2 separate regions of the Homo sapiens genome follow, and region 2 is linked to region 1. A link is an interaction called in ENCODE POLR2A ChIA-PET data of the cell type or tissue named here. Cell type or tissue: Caco-2. All regions are shown on one strand. Links, peaks and the distances in the headings refer to the core of each region. The heading gives the core; the rest is flanking DNA. Region 1 overlaps LOC124904413 (a long non-coding RNA gene). Region 2 has its middle 23 kb from the start of LINC02988.

Region 1 (2,913 bases), core at 167-2,666:
TGAGCCAGGGAGTTTGAGGCTGCAGTGAACTGAGATCGCATCACTACATTCCAACCTGGGTGACGGAGTGAAACCCTGTCTCAAAAACAAAACAACACAATCAACCCCAACTGTAGCTGCCTACTTTTAAGGTAGGTGATGTAATTCATATAGCAGGGAAAGAATTCTTCACACTGCCTCCTAATAGAATTGGAAGAAGGGAATGGCAGGCCAGGCGCAGTGGCTCACGCCTGTAATCCCAGCACTTTGGGAGGCTGAGGTGGGTGGATCATTTGAGGTCAGGAGTTCGAGACCAGCCTGAATAACATGGTGAAACCCTGTCTCTATTAAAAATACAAAGAATTAGCCAGGCATGGTGGCGCGCACCTGTAGTCCCAGCTATTCAGGAGACTGAAGCAGGAGAATCGCTTGAACTAGGGAGGTGGAGGTTGCAGTGAGCCAAGATCATGCCACTGCACTCCAGCCTGGGTGACAGAGCAAGACTCCATCTCAAAAAACAAACAAACAAAAAATTAAATATCTAGGTATATGCTGTATGGGCCTCTATTTGTACCCTTGCCCCAGACCCCACAAAGTTAGAGGTAGTCCTATTTAAAATTAAAACTGCTTGAGACTAGAGACTATTAACAGAGAACTACTTAAAGGAAAATATGTTTCTCTGCTATTTCTGAAAAACTTTGATTACAAACTTAGATTTTTATTTAAAGCTACTGATTTATCTTGAAAATTTTCTCTGAAAGCCAAATAGGCCCCTATCATATAATTATCTGTGTCTGAAATCACATTTCCCCCCAAAATGTTTGGTGCACCTAAATAACAACTGACACTTGTTGATTGCTTAGTTTCCAAACAGGGTGTGGATCTTTGACCCTAACTTTATCTGGCCCTGTTCTGGTCTCTGCTGGGGCAGCGCCTTCCACCTTTTCTCCTCTGGTTGGTTCAGTCTCCATCCCCTTACTTCTGTTGGCTAGACTTCTAATACGACAAAAGCAATTCATTTTTTGAGTACATAGTTTTAAATTTTTTCTGTTATTTTGAAGATTTTTTTAATAGCAAATACATTGGCCCTTTTCTATTTCTTTCTCTCAAAACACACACACCCCTAACAATTGTTTTTAAAATGAGTCAGATTTTTCCCCCTTCGGGTCATATACTTCTAGTAGGAAACATGTTCCATTTTGCTATATCAGACAGTATTTTGTTAAGGCTTTTGACGTCTGTTTTTTTCCAGTGGCGGTGAGGAAGAAGGTAGGCCAGGTCTGGGCAGGGTCCTAGAGGCTGGGAGGACTGGAGTCAGGTTTTCACACACAGCAGCTGGGAGGGAACAAAGCCAGAGGGTGAATGTAAAACTATATTTGGGGAGGTGTGGCAAAGGTTAATATTAATCTGGAAAAACGAGATCTTGTCATCTTACCAAGTTCAAGGGTCAAATTCAGAGCCAAAAATAGGAGATGAAGTCAGAGATCAGGAACTCAGTAAACCCAAGTCCAGTAGTTAAAGCAGATATGAGGTGAAAGGAACCAGTGCTACAGAGTGAAACAGGTGGAGCCCCAGAGCTCCCTGTATGGGATGAGTGAACCTGAACTAAGTCCGCATTGGATTTAATGAGAGAAGACACGACAGCACCAGCCCAGTGGAATCCAAGTTCTAGTGCTCAGTGAATACTTCTTGCATGATAAAATGGGTTTACTAATTAGTCAACAAGATTTATGAAGCATATATAAGATTCATTAAAATGTGCATATCACCAGCAAATTTAGCAGCTTTCCTAAAGAGAGGCAGAAGGGAGAAAAAAGGTGTGAATGTTAACATTTAAAATTCATTAACATTACAGATGCAGTGGTTACTCCAGACTTTCTCTTGCCACTGAAACAACATCTAATCCAGTCATTTAGAATACAGCTTCTTATTCCAACATGAAGAATAATCTAAACTCTCCCTTTCTCTCTCTCCTTAATCATTCTTCCTGCTTCCCAGCCTGAGCCTGGAACTTTTAATGGAAGTAATGGGTCAAGTCAAGACTAGTTCCACAGTCTTTAGCTGTGTCAAATACTGTAAAATCTCATGCTGGGCTGGGCATGGTGGCCCACACCAGTAATCCCAGCACTTTGGAAGGCTGAGGCAGGTGGATCACCTGAGGTCGGGAGTTCGAGACCAGCCTGGCCAACATGGTGAAACCCCGTCTCTACTAAAAATACAAAGATTAGCCAGGCGTGTTGGCGCATGCCTGTAATCCCAGTTACTCAGGAGGCTGAGGCAGGAGAATCGCTTGAAACCGGGAGGCAGAGGTTGTGGTGAGCCAAGATCGTGCCATTGCACTCCAGCCTGGGTGACAGAGCGAAACTCTCTACAAAAAAAAAAAAAAAAAAAAAAAAAAATAACTACATGCTGAAGGTCTGAGGCAGCTGATCTGGCTGAGAGAGCAACTCCAGCCGTTGGTAACTGGGATTGTTGAAAAGAGCCGTAACCACATGTGATCACATGTGCAGAGCACACACTTCACGGCTTCAGGGTGTGTTTCCCAGCCTAGCGGTAGTGCCTCACCTGGGAGCTCATTGGAAATGCAGACAGGAGACTTGTGGGCATCAAGAGACACCACAGGCCATCTAATGACATCACTATGTCTCTAAAACAGGCTTCTGCAAGCCACTACAACAAGTGGAAGTTTACCTGGGCCGATCAGTTAAGAGTCACTCTCCATTTACTTTTATTTAACTCTTTAGTATCCCACCAGATTTATCTTATATCCAATGGTATGTATTTTTAAGAACCCAAGAGAAAAAAGAAATATCTCAAAGTGCCCTATTTACTAAAGAGCCCAAGGAGTCTCTTTACCCAGCAGCAGCCACAGCAACCACAGCAACAAACAGCATTAGCATCCAGTAAGGTCATAGTGTTTGCCACCATTGTGGC
Region 2 (2,913 bases), core at 162-2,661, 160 kb after region 1:
ATACCTGAATAAAAACCACGGATGAAGAGCTTGCCTGGCCCTGGCATTTCTATACCAAACCAACACACCATGGATCATTGTATCTTCCCTGGGACAGACCCTCAGAGCCTACAAGTGACTCTACAACTTCACTGATACAGATCTATTATTCCTTAGCTTAGACTTCCATCTCTCCAGATCAACCTTCAGGAAAACTAGGAAACTATCAATAATGATTTCAATTGTCGGCTTCAAATTCACCTTATTTCTTCTACCCCAGCATGCCTTTTTTGTGGCAGCACTTAGATTCTCATTCAGAAAACAAACGCATTCATGCCGTACCAGTGATTTGTTGGGGAAACTGCCTCGGCCCCACCACCCAGATCCCCCACGTTCCTACCAAGTAAGCCAAGTGACCATGTGAAGAACTGACTGACACCCAGAGGAAACTAATAAACAAAAACAAATAAAAGCAAATACCTTTTCAGGAATCTCACTTGGAAAACCAAGTATAATGGCAAAAACAACCAAAAAAAAAAACCCGAATGTTTTCAGCGTTGGGGATGTTGGGGGTGTAGACATCTCGAGAGCTGGTTTCCGAAGGCACCGCACCCCAGACAATGTGCTACAAGAGCCTCCCGGCTGCTGTGTCAATGAAGCCTTTCAGGCCCTCCACACTGCTTCACTTGTTCCCTAAAGTAGTGCTTTCTGGAAGCTAAACTCTCAGCTGGCGAGAACAGTGAACTCTGTGCCATTTGTCTATCAACTCCTTTAAAAAGAAAAACCTCCTGTACGGCTCTCTTGTTTTGCATTTTCTATTCTGCACTCCAGTACGCATAACGACACACAGAAGAGGCAAGGGCCTCTTTTAAAACCGTGAAGAAAGAATAAATTTGAAAGCACCCAGAAGCCTCTGCTTTCAGCTATTAGAGAAAAGTTTGCATCCCATAGAAACCAGTACTAATTAAAAAAAAAAAAACTCAGTCCTCAACCCTGGGAATCAACAATAAGGGACTCTTCAGGGTGTGGAGTAACAAAAAAATTTAAAAACAAAAAATAAATGTGCACAGCCCATCTATCTTTTCCCAATCAAATAATACAGCCTTCCAAAATGTAAAAATAGAAATATTTTCACATGTGAATTTTACCTCAATAAAGTAATTTTTTAAAAATCTTTTTAGCCGGGCACAGTGGCTCATGCTTATAATCCCAGCATTTTGGGAGGCCAAGGCAGGCAGATCACGAGGTCAGGAGTTCAAGATCAGCCTGGCCAAGATGGTGAAACCCCATCTCTACTAAAAATACAAAAAATTAGCCAGGCATGGTGGTGCACACCTGTAATCTCAGCTACTCGGGAGCTGAGGCAGGAGAATCGCTTGAACCCAGGAGACAGAGGTTGCAGTGATCCAAGACTGAGCCTGCACTCCAGCCTGGGTAACAAGAGTGAAACTCAGTCTCACAAAAAAAAAAAAAGAAGAAGAAGAAAACAGGAAGTGCCTTCCATAATTCCAAATACAGTATTGTTAAATATTAATGTATTATGTCCAAATAGTTCAGTGAATTTCAAGTTTTCATCCAGATGAATGGAGTTCTTCATATTCATTCAACTAATAAATATTCCTTGAGCATCTACGACATGCTAGGCATTTTTACAAGTAAAAACAAAAGTAGACAAAAATTGCTGTCTTTATGGACTCTATATTCTAGTAGAGGGCAGAAAAGCCAGTGACCGATAAAAGCCAGTGACCAACACTTGTGTTTTTTAGCTGACTTATTCTTGGGTATTTAAAAGAGATCTTGGGCCGAGCAGTGGCTCATGTCTGTAATCCCAGCATGTTGGGAGGCCGAGGCGGGCGAATCATCTGAGGTCAGGAGTTCGAGACCAGCCTGGCTAACATGGTAAAACCCCATCTCTACTAAAAACACAAAAAATTAGCCAGGCGTGTTTGGCGCACGCCTGTAATCCCAGCTACTCGGGAGGCTGAGGCAGGAGAATTCCTTGAACCTGGGAGGCGGAGGTTGCAATGAGCTGAGATTGCGCCATGGCACTCTGGCTTGGGCAACAAGAGCAGAACTCCGTCTGAAAAAAAAAAAAGATCTTGAAGTTCAAAAATTATACGAGTCTGTTATTTTCCTAGTCTTTTCTCCACTCCAAAGAAAGATAAACCTAATTGGTATTCCTTACCACTACAACAATCAGGACCACTGAAGTGAGAGGAAAGGAAGCTATACAAGGATGTATTTAAAGCTCATTACTTAAACAAAATGAAAACATAAGATCCAGAGAGTTCTTTTTATGTTTGTTTAAGAGCTTCAGAAAGGCTGGGCAGGCTGGCACATGCCTGTTGTCCTAGCTACTCGGGAGGCTGAGGCAGAAGGATAGCTTAAGCCCAGGAATTTGTATCCACCCCAGGCAACATAGTGAGGCCTCATTAAAAAAAAAAAGGAAAGAAAAAAGGGTTTTAGAAAACATAATCTGATGCACAGATTATAGAGTTTTGCATTTTTAAAAAATAGATCTAATTGATAAGACAGCAAAAAATGAATATGTGGAACCCAGCAATTTCATTCCACGTACACACTAGAGCAGTAATCAGCAAACATTTTCTGCATAGAATTAGATACCAGATATTTTAGGCTTTGCACGCCATCCAGTCTCTGTTACAACCACTCACTAGGCCTGAAAACGGCCTTAGGTAATATATAAATGCATGAGCATGGCTGTTCCAATAAAACTTTACTTATGGACACTGAAACTTGAATTTTCATGTGTCATAAAATATTAGTCTTTCCATTTTTAAAAACCATTCAGAAATGTAAAAACCACCTTAGTGTCTGGGTCATACAAAAAAAAGGTGGAGGGTCCACGGGCCAGACCATGGTTTGCCAATCCCTGCTCTAAAGAACTCTTACAGGCCAGGCACAGTGGCTCGC

What was found. Peaks named below come from ENCODE experiments on the same cell type or tissue, not always from the same donor. Only the 100,000 strongest peaks of a DNase experiment are listed, where the experiment ranks them.
Region 2: POLR2A ChIA-PET joins it to region 1 with 5 read pairs; 8 of 35 experiments call an interaction of 5 or more read pairs at or near these places.

The regions. Positions count from the first base shown.
Region 1 is chr1:150,020,046-150,022,958 of GRCh38, forward strand. The region is part of intron 1 of LOC124904413 (a long non-coding RNA gene); the gene reads left to right. It also overlaps a transcript of OTUD7B not described here. Among named protein-coding and RNA genes, the nearest start is that of OTUD7B, 11 kb to the left of the region's middle. In Caco-2, for the core only: no CTCF peak of the experiment used is centred there; DNase peaks (open chromatin) are centred at 1,296, 1,546 and 2,546.
Region 2 is chr1:150,181,783-150,184,695 of GRCh38, forward strand. No RefSeq gene overlaps it. Among named protein-coding and RNA genes, the nearest start is that of LINC02988, 23 kb to the left of the region's middle. In Caco-2, for the core only: no CTCF peak of the experiment used is centred there; no DNase peak of the experiment used is centred there.